2 separate regions of the Homo sapiens genome follow, and region 1 is linked to region 2. The links are chromatin loops, found by intact Hi-C in ENCODE. Cell type or tissue: endothelial cell of umbilical vein. All regions are shown on one strand.

The links. A loop is a pair of places that touch in the nucleus more often than their neighbours do. Peaks named below come from ENCODE experiments on the same cell type or tissue, not always from the same donor. Only the 100,000 strongest peaks of a DNase experiment are listed, where the experiment ranks them.
Region 1: it touches region 2 in a loop (2.6-fold over the local background); 3 of 110 quality-filtered maps call a loop at or near these places.

The regions. Positions count from the first base shown.
Region 1 is chr10:67,602,152-67,610,151 of GRCh38, forward strand. It overlaps CTNNA3 (catenin alpha 3), which reads right to left. Exons shown (of 18, transcript NM_013266.4): 3 at 4,706-4,898. Among named protein-coding and RNA genes, the nearest start is that of CTNNA3, 90 kb to the right of the region's middle. In endothelial cell of umbilical vein, no CTCF peak of the experiment used is centred here; DNase peaks (open chromatin) are centred at 430, 560, 4,620 and 5,530; H3K27ac peaks cover 2,255 bases.
Region 2 is chr10:67,663,113-67,671,112 of GRCh38, forward strand. All of the region lies in intron 1 of CTNNA3 (catenin alpha 3), which reads right to left. Among named protein-coding and RNA genes, the nearest start is that of CTNNA3, 29 kb to the right of the region's middle. RefSeq lists an enhancer at 7,991-8,000. In endothelial cell of umbilical vein, a CTCF peak has its summit at 3,550 (motif pointing right); DNase peaks (open chromatin) are centred at 3,599, 7,099 and 7,469; H3K27ac peaks cover 3,575 bases.

The sequences.
Region 1 (8,000 bases), 61 kb before region 2:
TTCATTAGTCCTTCACCTTATGCCACTGGACAAATACCTTTAAAAAAAAAAAAACTCAAAGCAGGAAACTACTTAAAATATGTTTCAAGTATTTTGTAGAGTTTATTGGATCAGAATCCATTCTTCTTATACTTCAACCCCACCACTGAGCTTAAAATTCCTTCCAAGCTTTTGGGAACAGTGCTTTCACTGTCACTATCCCTACTATCCATAGGATAATCATTGGCTGTTCCCCAAATTCCAGAACGATGTGCCATTGCATTGCTTTCCTCCCACACTGAAGTTGCTGGCGGTAGCTCATTTTGGCAGTTTGTCAAATAAATCACACAGTAAAGCATTTGGTGATCTTTAACCAAATGAATCTGTTGTGTATACAGCATATGACATGTAGAGGTATTTCACACATTATAATAGAACACAGTGAAGGATATACCCTGTACAGCATAATCCTAGAATCAAGACTTCTCTTTGAGAACTTCTCTTTAAAATAACATCTTTTTTTTGAACTAAAAAGATTAACTTACTTAAAAACAAAGGGAAATACCATCTCATGGCAATTATTGTTCCCTTCTGAGAATGACTGATGACGTACATACTTATTACCAGACAGTTTATGGAAACTATGTTGTCAAATAGATCACATTTTCCTACAGAAACAATGTCAGGATAGGGCTCATATCCCTTACCAAAGAATCAACAGAGAAACTATAATTATGAGAGTTAATTTTCCGTAAAAGCAAAGATAAGACTATTACAAAATTTTATAATATAAAGTGACAAAAGGATGCTTCAACTTTTTAATTTATTTAACAAACGTTTAACAGGTGTCTGTGATGTGTCAGGCATTGGTAATCAAATAACACTTGGTACCTGCCACGCTCAATAAATTAACTAACAGTCATGATTTACTAAACAAGTACATCAATGTTTACTGTATGGGGTGGTTAGTGTCATGAACGAGAGGTGCTCAGTCTGTAAGGACACAGAAGACAGTCATCTAAATCAGCATACGGGGTCAGTAAACACTTCCTGGAAAAGATGACCTGGGCTCAGCTTTGCTACATGAGCAAAAACTGGCTGAATTAGAAAAGCAATCCAAGTGACGGGAATAAGGTCATGTTTTGCATAACAACATTTTGGTCAACAACAGATGCGTACATGACGGTGGTCCCATAGGAATATAGTAGAGTCGAAAAACTCCTATTGCCTAGTGACCTCATAGCCATAGTAACATTGTAGTGCAACGCCTGTGGGTTTTGGTAACACTTCCAGAAGAAGGCATTGTTATCACAGGAGATGAAAATTCCCATGCGTGTTATTGCCCCTGAAGACCTTTCAGTGGGACAAGATATGAAAGTGGAAGGCAGTGATATTGATAGCCCTGATTCTGTGTAGGCCTAGGCTAATGTGTGTATTTGTGTCTTAGATTTTAGTAAAAAAAACTTTAAACCGTAAAAAAAAAAATAATTAAAAATGTAAAAAAGAAAAAAACTTATAGAATAAGGACATAAAAAAGAAAATATTGTGCAGCTGTACAATGTGTTTTAATCTAAGTATTACTACAAAAGAGTCAAAAAGTTAAAAATTTTTTAAGTTTATAAAGTTAAAAAGTTGCAGTAAGCTACGGTTAACTTATTATTGAAGAAGGAAAAATATTTTTAAATAAATTTAGGGTAGCCTAAGTGTACAGTATTTATAAAGTCTACAGTGATATACAGTAATGTCCTAGGCATTCATGATTCCCTGACTCACTGAGAGCAACTTCCAGTCCTGCAAGTTCCATTCATGGTATGTGCCCTACATAGGTGTACCATTTTTTAATTTTTTATACCATATTTTTACTGTGTCTTTTCTATGTTTAGATATACAAATACTTACCGCTATGTTATATTAATAATTGCTGGCAGCATTCAGTATAGTAACATGCTGTACGAGTTTGTAGCCTAGGATGCCTAGGTGTGTTGTAGACTATGCCATCTAAGTTTGTGTAAGTACACTCTATGATGTTCACACAATGACAAAATGGCATATGGATGCACTTCTCAGAACATGTCCCCATTGTTAAGTAAGGTATGACTGTAGCTGATAACACATGCACAGAGGCATAAAGCAACACGGAACATTCAAGAAACTGCGAGTTCCTGTTTGGAGGAACATATGAGGGAGGTGCATCACAGGAAAGAGGTGCAAGATAATGGTAGAAGCCAAATCATGAAATGCTTTGGGAGGTAGGTTTAAAAGTTTGAACTTTATTGAAAAAGATAGTCCCCCTGATCCTCCAACAGCTACTAAAAATGATTTTAAGCAGAGAAGTAAAATGAGCATATTTTCATTTTTAAAAGATCTATTTGATTTTACTATGGAGGAAGGCTAATGCAATAATCCTGAATTCATGAAGCAATGTTAGGAATAGAGTAGAAGGAACAGATCTGAGAGACAACAAGGAGAAAAAATTCATTGAACCTGACTGATAAAAGAATCTGTACACCAAACCCCCATGACGCCAATATGACAAACCTGCATATGTACCCTGAACCTAAAATAAAAGTTTTAGAAAAGTTTTTAAAAGTTCATTGAACTTAGACATTAATTGGAAGAGAGGGTGGAATGAAAGGAAGAGTCTAAACTGGCTTGGTGACTAAGATGATGATCAAGAACAAGGACAAAGAGAGGGTCTCAGTTGGTAGGGAGCAGGGAAAAACAACAAATATATTTCAAATTATTTTGCACATTATGTTTTCTATTTATTGTCTGAAGAATACCTATAAAATATAAATTGTATATAACATACATAACAAAGTGTAGCCATTTTGGAAAACAGTATGGAGGTTCCTAAAGAAATTAGAAATAGAACTACCATTAAGAGCCAGCAATCCCTCTTCTGGGTATAACACTGAAGTAAAGGAAATCACCACTTCATAAAGATGCCTGCACTCCCATATTCACTGTATCATTATTCACAATAGTCAAGATATGAAAACAACCTAAGCATCCATCAACAGATGAATCGATAAAGAAATTGGTCTATATATACAAAGGAAAAAAGGAGAACCTGTCATTTGCCACAACATGGATGAAAGTGAAGAACATCATGCTAAGTGGAATAAGCTAGACATAGAAAGAAAACTATTGCAGGATCTCACTTATATGTAGAATCTTTGTTTAAGAAAGTCATACAGAGACAGAGAATAAAACAGTATCTACCAGGGGCTGGGGGCAGGAGTGAGGAAATGGGTCAGTGCAAATCAAAGGATACAAAGTTGCAGTTATGAAGAATGAGCTCTAGAAATCTAGTACACAACATGAAGACTATAGTTAATAATGCTGTATTCAGGATTTTTACTAAAGGAGTAGATTTAGATGCTCTTGCTACACACACAAAAAAATGGGTAACTGTGAGATTATGAATATGTCAATTTACTTTATTACAGCAACCATTTTACTATTTATATGTATTTCATAACATCATGTTGTATACCTTAAATATACACAGTAAAATTTATTTTAAAAATAAATTCACATAAATACAAAAATTTTTTTTTTTGAGACGAAGTCTCGCTCTTGTCCCCCAGGCTGGAGTACAATGGTGTGATCTCGGCTCACTGCAACCTCTGCCTCCCAGGTTCAAGCGATTCTCCTGCTTCAGCCTCCCAAGTTTACAGGCGCCTGCCACCACACCCAGCTAATTTTTGTGTTTTTAGTAGAGATGGGGTTTCACCATGTTGGCCAGGCTGGTCTTGAACTCCTGACCTCAGGCAATCCACCTGCCTTGGCCTCCCAAAGTGCTGGGATTACAGGCATGGGCCACCGCACTCGGCCAAAAATTTTTTTTAAATCCCCTGTATCATACATGTGACATAAAGCTTATTGTTACTAGTATATTCATTTTAATTATTTAATTAGCAAAGGCTTCCTGATTTTCTTAAAGTTACGTTGGGGGATTGAGGGAGAAAAATATTTAAAAATCCCAAGTCTCTTTTACAAAGCTGAACAAGAAAATTTAACTTTCCTTTTCCTCCCAAAATAGATACTTGCAGAAAGCTGATATATACGAAATCATTCCACTAACCAAAGAATATTCAGCAATTATTTTAAACTGTCCTACAGTTGAGACCTATATTCATTAGAAAATTGCTGTATTATCATAAGTAAAGATCTCAAAAAGATGAAATATATGCTTTTATTATGTAATATTAACAAAGCAGCAACTTGGCTCATTCACAGTTTATGCAAAGCATTTTTTGAAAAGTTTAGGAAGTCTAAACCTCCAGAAATTTGCAAGGTTAAAAATGTACTTCTGAGATGGTCAGGTCTGAAACTTCTATTTCCCAGCTGTTTTCAAGGAACTTCATAATTTATTTATGTATAGACAAATAAATCTTCAGCTTCATTAGTCATTTCTCACTATATTCTAAGACCAAAAAAGGGTACTCTTCTCTTTGTTTATTATGGAAAAGCTATGGCAAGGCAGGGGAGGAAGAGGAATTGCCTGGGGGGACCGAGCAACTAAAAAGAAGAGCCTGGAGTGGGACTGAGCCTTGGAGCTGTCTAATGAGCCACTCTGCCTCCCACAGCTAGCTCCTCACAGCTCTGCAAAAGACTAAAAAACTGGAGCCAACAAAAACAAAACACTCACAAATCTAATTTGGGTGACTAACACCCTAAAGATATGCAGTTTGCTCCTGACCAGGATTGGAGTACTCACTTTCTTTGCGAACTTCCTCAAGTGAAGCCGTAAGCTCATCCTTTAAAACTGTAGCTTCCTGGGCAATCTTCTCTCCCTTGTCTAATAAATTCCAAGTTGCTTCCTCCACAGAAGCTAGAAGGACACTGGCTCTTTTCGAACGTCCTTTTTTCCTGCTGGAAGGGTTCTGGGGACAGTTTACAAGTGTGGTAACCTAAAATTGGAAAAATACAAAGTACTAAATTGACAAATTGTAAGGAGAACACAGTCCTGGGATATTACAGACCAGAACAAAAGACAGTACAGTTGACACTTGAGCAACTCAAGGGCTAGGGGCGCCAACCCACCGTGCAGTTGAAAATCTGAGTATAACTTTCAACTCCTCAAAAACATAACTACGAATAGCCTACTGTTGACCAGAAGCCTGATAACATAAATAGTCAATTAACACAGATTTTGTATCTGTATGTACTATATAACTATATTCCTACAATAAGATGAGCTAGAGAGACGATAGTGTTATTTGTTATTAAGAAAATCATAAGGCAGAGAAAACATAATTAAATAAATCAACAAGTAGAAATGGATCATCATAAAGGTCTTCATCCTCATCATATTCATATTCCTGAGGAAGATGAAGAAGAAGAGGAGGGTTGGTCTTGCTGCCTTGGGGGTGTAAGAGGCAGAAGAGATGGAGGAGGTGGAAGGGAAGGCAGGAGAGGCAGGCACACTTGATGTAACTTTTATTGAAAAAAAATCTGATTAAAAGTGAACCTGCATAGTTCAAACCAGTGTTGTTCAAAGGTCAACTGTATTTCATAGTAACATGACTCATTTCCAGTGCTGTTGGTACACCTACAAAAGTCAAGTCATGGCACCAAGAACAGCAACAGCAGCCACCGTGGAGTTCCCAACTAAAAATAGGAAGGAAGTGGGAGTCTTAGTGATTGAATTTCAAAATATAGACATTAAAATGTCCTCTCTTCAACTACCCCAGTCATCAAATCATTTCTATGTTAAATATTTACTGAACACCTATTTTTTACATTGTTCTGGATGATGGAAAAGAAATGCATTTCATGCTTTCATGGAGTTTACATTCTTAATATCGGCAGCATACAATAAACATATAAACAAATTTAAAAATGTAAGGTTCAGTAAATGTTTTGAGGAAAAATAAAGTTGGCGGAGGGAATACAGTGAGAGAGAGTGGGGATCGGGGTGGTCAGGAAAGGCCTCTTGACAGGGGACTTTGAGTGAGACCTGTTTGAGAGGCCAAATGAGTTAGGGGAAAGGGTAGAAGACAGATCTGAAAGGTTACAAAGGGCAAGAAAGTAGGTCATAGTAAGGATTTGGACTTTGTCCCCTGAAGCAACCACTGTTCTATATGATTCAGAATGTTTCTCCCTCTCCTAATATTAGTTATCTCTATTCTCAGCCTAAATAGACTAATACTGACTTAATTATAATTATTTTTGGCTCCCTCTTAATGTAGATTGCTGGCTTAAAAGTGGTATAAATTTTATTTTATAATTATTTGATATTTTGGAGATACATAATTTTCTACTCTCATTTTTGACTGTTTTATCAAAGTTCTGTATTTTTTATATGAAGTTTCTGTAATTAAAACAATACACACATACACAGCCTTCTAGAGCATTCTTCGAGTAGCAAAACTTGAACAAACTCCTCACCACAAGTATATGAAGTGAGAAATGTGTTAATTAGCTTGATTTAATCATTTTACAATGTATACATATATCAAAACATCACAGGGTACACCATAAATATATATAAATTTTATTCGCCAATTTTAATTTAATAAAGCTTGGGGAAAAAAAGAAAGAAATGAATCTTAACAAATACAAGAACAAACTCATAATAAGAACATTATTTGAAGATAAAAATTAAGCTTCTGTATTTGGAAACAAAAACATCATACTGAATTACATTATTAAAAAACACCCATTTCTGGCCAGGGGCAGTGGCTCATACCCATAATCCTAGCACTCTGGGAGGCCGAGGCGGGTGGATCACCTGAGGTCGGGAGTTCAAGACCAACCTGACCAACATGGACAAACCCCCTCTCTACTAAAAATACAAAATTAGCCGGGCATGGTGGCGCATGCCTATAATCCCAGCTACTCAGGAGGCTGAGGCAGGAGAATCGCTTGAACCCGGCAGGCAGAGGTTGCGGTGAGCCGAAATCACGCCATTGCACTCCAGCCTGGGCAACAAGGGCAAAACTCTATCTCAAAAAAAAAAAAAAAAAAAACAACCCATTTCTTAATTAAATCTTGGATCACAATTACAAGTTTTGGATTAAATTTTTATAAACAAAGCTTTAAAATCACCATCGTAGAGGAATGAGAGAAAGGAAAAAAACAACTTGTATCTAATATTTAAAATAGAAGACCTGAAACTCCTCTTGAAAGCTAATCTGCTGCATGTCATGAAACAGTGGAGGCTCATGATAATCATGCATCACATCTTTGACAGCAAACTACATAATGCTTCCTGCTCAGTAGTCCCTAGAGATTTTCGTTGTTGTTTGTTTATGGAGCATTCGATGTTTGTTTACTTGGATATCTGGACCCAGTTTTTATCCATGAACTAAAAAAAAAACTTAAGAAGTTATGGGGGAAATATGCGGATGAAAATCATTTTCATCTGCCCTCCTACCCTCCTCCCCTTACCCAATAGATCCTCTGTTTCATTCTAATTTGCTTTATTTCCATGTTCATCACCCAGAGTGGAATGTCTTGTGGCAGGCCTTTGTTTCCTCTCTTAGAAAATAAAAACAATCATTGTTATCCTACAAGACTGGGGAAGGTCAAATAAGGTAAAGTATTTTGGAAAATGCATAATATGACACAAATATTTGTTGGCATTTCATGTATATTTTCTAGTTTGTTCCCCATGTAGGTGCAGAAAATTGGTTATAGGAATCTTTAACAAAGGTATTCTCTCTGGATCTAAGTTTATCTTGCTCTTGGGGCCCCCCATGCTAAATGTGGCAGTTAGCAAAGCTCATTCTATATGCTTTACAAGCAGCTAAATAAGATCATGTGTCTTCATCATGGATTATATAAGAATAATAATAAGCCTGATTTATTACATGGGTTTTCACAAATTCCAAAAGGCAAATATCTCACTCTTGTCAGTCTAATTTATATATTGAGAGTTGAAAGGTATTTGTCCAGATTAAGACAAATTATAACTACCAGTTTAAAATCTTTGTTTAAAACAAAGAATAAGTATCATTGTCTGAAGTGTTCCCTCGGAATGTATTTTAAGTGCTGCAATTCATGATGCT
Region 2 (8,000 bases):
CTTCTTAATAGTATTCATTCCCAGGCTTCACACCTGTGTGTTCAGGTTATTCTCAATATCATCCTGTGCATCTGATCAGTTATGTGTTATATATTTGATTTATAATTTTTCTGGCAAGAACTCTAAGTCAACCTATCTATGTGTTTACAAAACTACAAAAACAAGAGCTTTCAGTATTTGTTTTTGTACTGCTTTAAAAAAAAATTTCTTTTTATTTTTCTTTGTGTGTGTGTGTGTGTGTTAAAGCTAGCTGAGGTTTTATTTTGGACCAAAAAAAAAAGCAATTGAATTGTTTTGTAGCTGGAGGCATGGGCAAGTGCGGTCCCCAGTCAGTAAACTCTCCCGTGGGTGGGCTGAGGGGCTAGGGCTGAGCCTCAGGTGGGTCTCCTCTTCCCTGTGCTCCTCTGCACAACGGCCTCCCTCCCAGGATCTGGGGCAGCCGCAGGAGGGGCAGGCTGGGAGGGGCTGCCGCAGCTGTTGACTTGGGCAGGACGTCAGAGGACTCGGACACCAGCTTCCCATCGCGGGTCTCGGTCTTCTTCACAACCACAGCCCTGGTGAATCATTTCTTATTGACCTTACTTTTAACAACGAATAAAAAAGAGCCAAATGACTGTCCCTGGCTCATCATGTTAATATCAGAAGACAACACTGAAAATCCTTCGCAAATTTTAACTACTACCCTCTTGTCTTTTTTCAATTCTGCTCTCTGACAGCAGCGAGTTTCTAAGCTAGTTCACTTAGACAAGCCCAGTTTAGTGAGTACAAGGCCCAGAGTCCAGAATCTTCAACATAGTAGGTGTCCTGCGAGTATGTGAAGATGAAAGTACATTATAAAGTCCTGTCTCTGGTTTCCTTCTTTCTACCCAACAACTTTTTTTACAAGTTAGATCAATCCAGTTAATTTTGACCTTACTGAAGTTGAAATTCAAGTTAAATTTACTGCTAGATTAAAAGTGTGAAAAGAAGGAAAGTAGCTAATCCCATTTACAACAATTTATTTTTTAAAATTGTAGGACTAGTATTCATACATTTATACAAAATTGCTAAATATATTTTATTTTAAACATTGTCTTGATCATGTCTGTTCTATTATGTAGATATTTTATCTTATTTAGATCACTCTGGTGTTTCCAAAAAACTAAGCTTCTTTAATCTCTCTTCTGAACTAACCAAATTTTTTTCTGAACATTTGGGGCCACATTTACTTTCACATAAGTTAGTGTGTGGGTTAAAAGGGCAGCATTTCTTCACTATTTTTCACCAAAACACGAGTGACATTTAAAGCATATTTAATATTTATAATCTAATATACTCTCCTCATTCCAGACTGCCACCAAGGTAAGAGAAGGCAACTGGTTTGTATGAAACTCCACCATAAGATTTCTGAAACCCTATATTTTCTCTCTCATCTATCCATAATACACCAGAGTTATCATTGAGAATTGCTGCATTTATTTTATTGTTTTTTTTCTTACTCCTGGCTCTGTTTTATATCCCACACTTGTTTTCTTTCTTCTTTCACTCCACATTTAATTTATCCTATCTTGAATTTCATGTAGCCTTATAAGTCACCTTAAATCCTTTCTAGAACAAGACAAGGAATAAATAAAGAGTCATTCTAGGTATCTGAAAAAGCAATCTTTTCTCATTTACCTTAGATAAAGCCTTACAACTTTAACTTCTTGCTGCCTCTTAGCTATGCTCTACCGTATTGAATACACAAGTATCAAAAATCATGAGTTTCTCCTTTTTTGCTTTACCAATTCTCTGTTTAAAAATATTTAAGTCTGCGCACAAAAACTACAGGGAAAAATCCATGCACAATTTAAGTTTAAAAGCCCATAACTTTTAATTAAAAGCAATTAAATTATTTGCACAAATAACCTACTCGCTGTACAATTTTTGTGTCTAAAGTATGTAAAGTTTCTAGTGCCTTGCATACAGTTACTCAATCATTATAGTAATAGCTCAGTTACAGAGTAGGAGTTTTTAAATGAGCTGATGTAAGACTACTATAGCTTGGGTATTGGCACATGAGAATCTGTTTTAGTGCTATTTTTAAAACCACTAATAAACAGCAGACTCGAGCCTCTGCTCAATTGAATCTGCCTGAGTTGTGAAAGAAAAAATGTGTAAGAGAACCACATTTTTATCTAAATCTGAAATGCCTGCTAATATACTCGGAAAAGTAGACATTTAAAATTGGAGCTTTCATAAAATAGTCTAGAGTTTAGTGTTACTAAAACGAAAATTAGTTATAAAAGTAAAAATTGCACAACATAATAGTTTCTATTCATCCCATTTTATAGAAATAATGTCCTTTCATTTCCCCCAAAGTTATCTAACCGAGCAACAGATAATCTATAATTACTAGGATTTGCCTTATAGCAAAGTTTGATTTTTAAAAGTTTGACACTCCACTCACCTACTGCAGGACAGAGTATTGCCCATATACAGATACTAAACCAATTGTCTAAGCAATTTCTTGTATTTAGAAATTCAGTGCCACTATCATGGCTCACAATTTGGCTTATGATGCATCTGTAAGCAAACAGCCTGACAAGCACCCTAGTGTATTTCAGGATGACTGACAGGACACAGTGGCCCAAGCAAGAAGGGGGGATGGGTGCTCTTAAAGCAACATGCCAGTGAAGGGTAACATCAAACAGCAGAATCAGACCTGAAATTCTATTTTTCAGATTTACAATGAAATAATAATACATTACCCACTATCAACTTCTAAATACAACTTGCATGGTCATTATGTACCCAAAACACTGTAAATCCCAAAGTAGAATTTTTGAGAATTTGTAAAAGTAGAAAGAAAAAATATAAAACAGGCATGTTATATGATACTTCCCTGAAGCGATCAAGCTTTCAGGTTACTTAAGAATATGCCTGTTATTTTTAACAGAAATTAAATCAGGCTATCCACAGAAAAGCCATTCTTTCTTTTCCTTATAATATCAACTTTTATTTTAGATTCAGGAAGTACTTGTACAGGTTTGTTATATGGGTATACTACATGATGCTGACATTTAGGGTATAATTGATCCCGTTACCCAGGTAGTGTCCAGTGGTGGGGTGAGAAAAGCAGTTCTTATCTCACCTTCATATATTTGTCAATAGCTCTTACAACAGTAATTTAGGAATAACTAATGAAGGTAATTTAAATATCTTGAATTAATCTGAATTGTTATTGAGGATAGGGGCCAGAGATTCACGTATTTTCCCCCTACTGCATTCCTTCCCTATGACCTACTTCATGATTAAAATATAGACCAAAAGATTCAGAAATTCTACTTATAGATATTTCTACATTAATTTCACTTTAGAAAACATTTTAGTAACATATTGGCTTCATTCTTCACATTTACAATTTTTTCCTATATTATTTCACAATACTCTGCACTGCTCAATCCTTTTATAATAGAGCAATCATCCATATTTTAAAAACAAACAAACAAAAAAGCCAAGTCACTCATTTTTAAACACAATTCCTCATTTAGCCAGCAGAGGGTATTATTAGATTCTGAAAGCCCACATATTGCACCCAATGACATGTATTTTTATACTTCAGCTAGGAACTGGGACACATCATCTCAACTTTCCTTAGTAAATGTGCTTAGAAATATCCCATTTTATTTTGCCCATATAAATTTGACTTTTAGAGCCCAGATTAATGCTTCTCATCTGTATCACACTACCATTATTTCCTCCTCTATCTGCTCCAACAGCTGCATCCTCTGAAAAAAAGCACTAGAAGACCAAGAAGTGGCAGAATTACCAAGAAGAAGCAGAATTGGGTTCAATCATCAGAAAGACTTCCCACAATCCTAAATTTTTCTGGGACAAACAAATGAACAACAATCTTACATAAAGATTCTAAGCTCCATTAGAAAATCGAAAACAAATCCTGAAGAAAACAGAACTAAATTACAGGATAAAATCTCTCTTCAAAATTATATGACATTTGTAACCTCTTTAACTCCCTGTTTAATATTTGCTAAATTTTCATTATATATTAGAAGCCACAGACTAATTTTAAAGATATACTTCCTGTTATTACAGCATTAATATATTTCTCATAAACATGCGGTATTATGACTAACAAAGTTCCCTTACAATTTATAGGTTCTTTATTTCACAACTTAACACTCACTTAGTGTGGAAAGACATGGACAGCAATTTGCCTGATTTATTCTAAAAATAAAAATTTTACTATCTAATTAGCTAAAATCATTAACTTCCACAAATTTATCTTGGCTGAAGATAAAAAATTTTCTGTTTCTTTGATGCAATTATATCACAAACATCAAGTTAACTAAGTTAACTATGGCAAAAGTGAAAAAGCAATTTCAAAGAGCAATCTCTTTTTCCTGCTCTCAGATTTGCCACTAATGGCACATCCTCTATGCTAAAGTACTAAATTTTCCAAAGAGAAAATAAATGTTAATTCTCTTCCTCAATTGTCATTCAAAATAAAAAATTATAGGTTATTTTCCTTTAAAGGGGAATTCTATTTCTAATAATAAAAACAAGCATTGGGTTCTTCATTGAAAGAAACTGCTCTATAAGATCGTCTCTCATACTCAAATGTGGCAGTTTCTTTCCTCATGTAATAACTAACAATAGCCAGGTAAATATCATATTTTACATTTGGAAATAAAATAGGATACCTCTTAATTATATTCTTTTATGAAATTTTATATCTTCAATTTTCTAAACAGATACATTCGCTGTAATATAAAATAGATACCTGGGCTTTTTTCTCAAATTAACTTATAGGATAACCCACTATTCAGAATAAAACTGAAAAGTCAGTTTTGCCAGTAATTTGCTTATCCTTTTTGCCAATCATCCACACATTTTGGAATATGTATATAAATAATTTTGTTATTGTTGTTGTTTCTAGTTACCCACTTAATTCTACTTTACTTTTCAGCTCTGAGTTTGGTACCTGACACAGGCTCTCCTGAACTATGTCTCACTCAATGGTTTTTGGTTTTCGCAGGTGCCTTAAGAACCTACATCTAAAGGCCTTATTAGCCTCAATTCTATTTGTAGATTAAAAAAAATTAAGGATAACGCTTAGGGGTAGGGAGAGATTGAATAAGCAGTGAATAGATACTACTTACTTAAAATACTCCTTTTTACTTTTAGCAAAAATGCCTCCATACACTATATGCTGTATCTGAATTTTCAATATATTTTATATAGGCAATAGTCCCCCCTTATAGACAAGGTATGTGTTCCAAGACCCATAGTGAATTCCTGAAACCACAGATAGTTCTGAACCCTATATATGTTTTTCCTATACCTGCAAACTATGATAAAGTTTAATTTATAAGTTAGGCAAGAAATTAACAATAATAATTATAAAATAGAGCAATTATAACAATATGCTTGCATCAGAACTCTTGCGCTTTGGGGCTAGGCCACGACAGTCCATTTGAAAATCTAGATGGCCTCTAGGAGTGACTAATGGGCAGGCAGCATATACAGCAGGACATGCTGGACAAAAAGATGATTCGTGTCCTGATTGAGACATAACAGGATAACACAAGATCTCATTGTGCTACTCAGAATGGCACACACTTAAAACTTGTGGATTGGTTATTTCTGGAATTTCCATTTCATATTTTCAGACCAGGGTTGACCTTGAGTATCTAAAACCACAGAAAATGCAACCACAGATAAGGGGCCTACTGTGTTTCTTTTTTTTTTTTTTTTTTTTTTTTGAGACGGAGTCTCACACTGTCACCCGGGCTGGAGTGCAATGGCGTGATCTCGGCTTACTGCAACCTCCGCCTCCCCGGTTCAAGTGAATCTCCTACCTCAGCCTCCCGAGCAGCTGGGATTACAGGCACTCGCCACCATGCCCGGCTAATTTTTTGTATTTTTAGTAGAGATGGGGTTTCACTATGTTGGCCAGGCTAGTCTCGAACTCCTGACCTTGTGATCTGCCCGCCTCGGCCTCCCAAAGGGCCTATTGTATTTCATTTATCTTCAAAACAACTTATTATTCCCCTAAATTACAGCAGTGGGCTCTTAGCAGGTAATATTCACACCAATTGACAGGTATAGTGCAAGCTCGGACTCTGACATAGGTTAGGTATGCTAAGTTTGAGGTGCAGTGGCATATGCAAATAGTTATGTCCCATGAGCAACTGGAAATGCAGAATCCATGAACTTTGGAGAAAAATTATGCCTAGAGATACAGATATAGTAACCTGTCCATCCATGTTACACTCTAATCCATAAGAGTAGATGAGCTCTCCCAAGATTAACTATAGAAGGAATGAGGCAGCCACATTACAAAACAAGTACAGTGAAGAATATGATGAGAAGAAATGTCATAATAAGAATAGTAAGAAATGCAAAACAAACTGGGTTCAAATTCAAACTCACTTTACCCTCTTTGGCCTCATCCACAATGACCCCAATTTACCCTGTTTTCCTGATGTGAAATGAGACCTATAAAACTTCTATGAAGAGTAATTACTTATAAAATTACACATAGAATATAATGGAATGCTAATTACCATGCCAAATAATTCATTTATCAATTATTGTTATTTTGTGGAAAGATACTTTTCTCTTTGTGAAATTCTGCTTTTCAAAACCAAAATGCCATTGAATTTTAGAGGGCTGCTGTGAAACACATCAAACAGATTGCCCCTTTGATTTTTAAATGGATAGAGAATGATTATGTCCACACAGCTTTATTTAGCAAATTGAATCCATGCCATCAATGGAAGTCTTCTACTCCATCCACGTTAATAATTTATAATTGGATAGCAAGAAAACCTGGTACTGAAATGGAAATATGTTTAGAGCTTCTTCCAAAGTTGCAACATGCTTAATAAATTAAAGGGACACTAACACATATTAATAAACTGAGTATTTTTTGGAAGAGTGGGTATAGAATGGTTAAAGATAGAATACCGAACTAAACACAAACAAATGACACTAAGAAAAAATAGAAACCTCTGTGTCTTGTTCCCACATAAGACTTGTGGAGTTGTGCCAACCTGCTTCATTCCAGAGCAGAGAGCCACTCAGTCACTGAGGCTATATTAGAAAGAGAGGAAGGAAATCCTTTTCTCCCACACTCTCTGTTTCCAAAGATAATAACAGAAAACTAGAGAGTGATGGATTTCACTACTAAGCAGCCATGTCTATTTTACTCATGTCTTTCATTGACTCTCTAAGTCTAGTTCTACTGATTTTGCATAATAGAACAAAAGAAATATATGTACAAAAACAAAATCAATTTTGCAAAACTTGTAATATCCCTAAATTTTCCAAAATATAACTGCTATAGTCACTAAATTAAAACTATAACATCATTCCTATTAGGTCATCAATTGTATTCAAAAGAATGAAGCTTATCACAGAGAAAGGTAAAATAATTAAATTCAGTCATAGAGCCAATGAATCACACTTCTTTTACTTCAAATGATAACCCTGCCAAATCAAACAGTCTGAGTAACCCACACACACACATCCCAAGCCAATCCACTTTTATCCCCCTGGGTCTTGGGTGCACAGAATTAGACTGACACAATCAATCATGGTCCTAACTGGTGGACTAGTCTATGAAAAGCCTGTTTTATTTTTTGTTTTCATAGTCTATATTCCCTGTTCTCAGTTCCATTCCCCTCTCTGCTTCTTATGGTAGTTAATGGGTACATTTCCAATTAAACTTCCGTAACTTTTTTTACATATGCTATATACGTCTACAAGAATATATAACTTTATGTGTATGGATGTTTAAATTTACACAAATAATATTGTATTTCCCATCTCTTTCTACTTCTATCTCTCTGTGTCTGTTTCATTGTGTGGTTTTGTTTTTTTGTTTGTTTGTTTGTTTTTTGGTCTATCTATGTTGGACTATAAAGATGTGGTAAACATTGCATGTTTGCTCACTCAGCACATAGTCCCAACCTTATTCTCCCTTATCTTTCTCTGCTATGGAGGCAGGACATTTG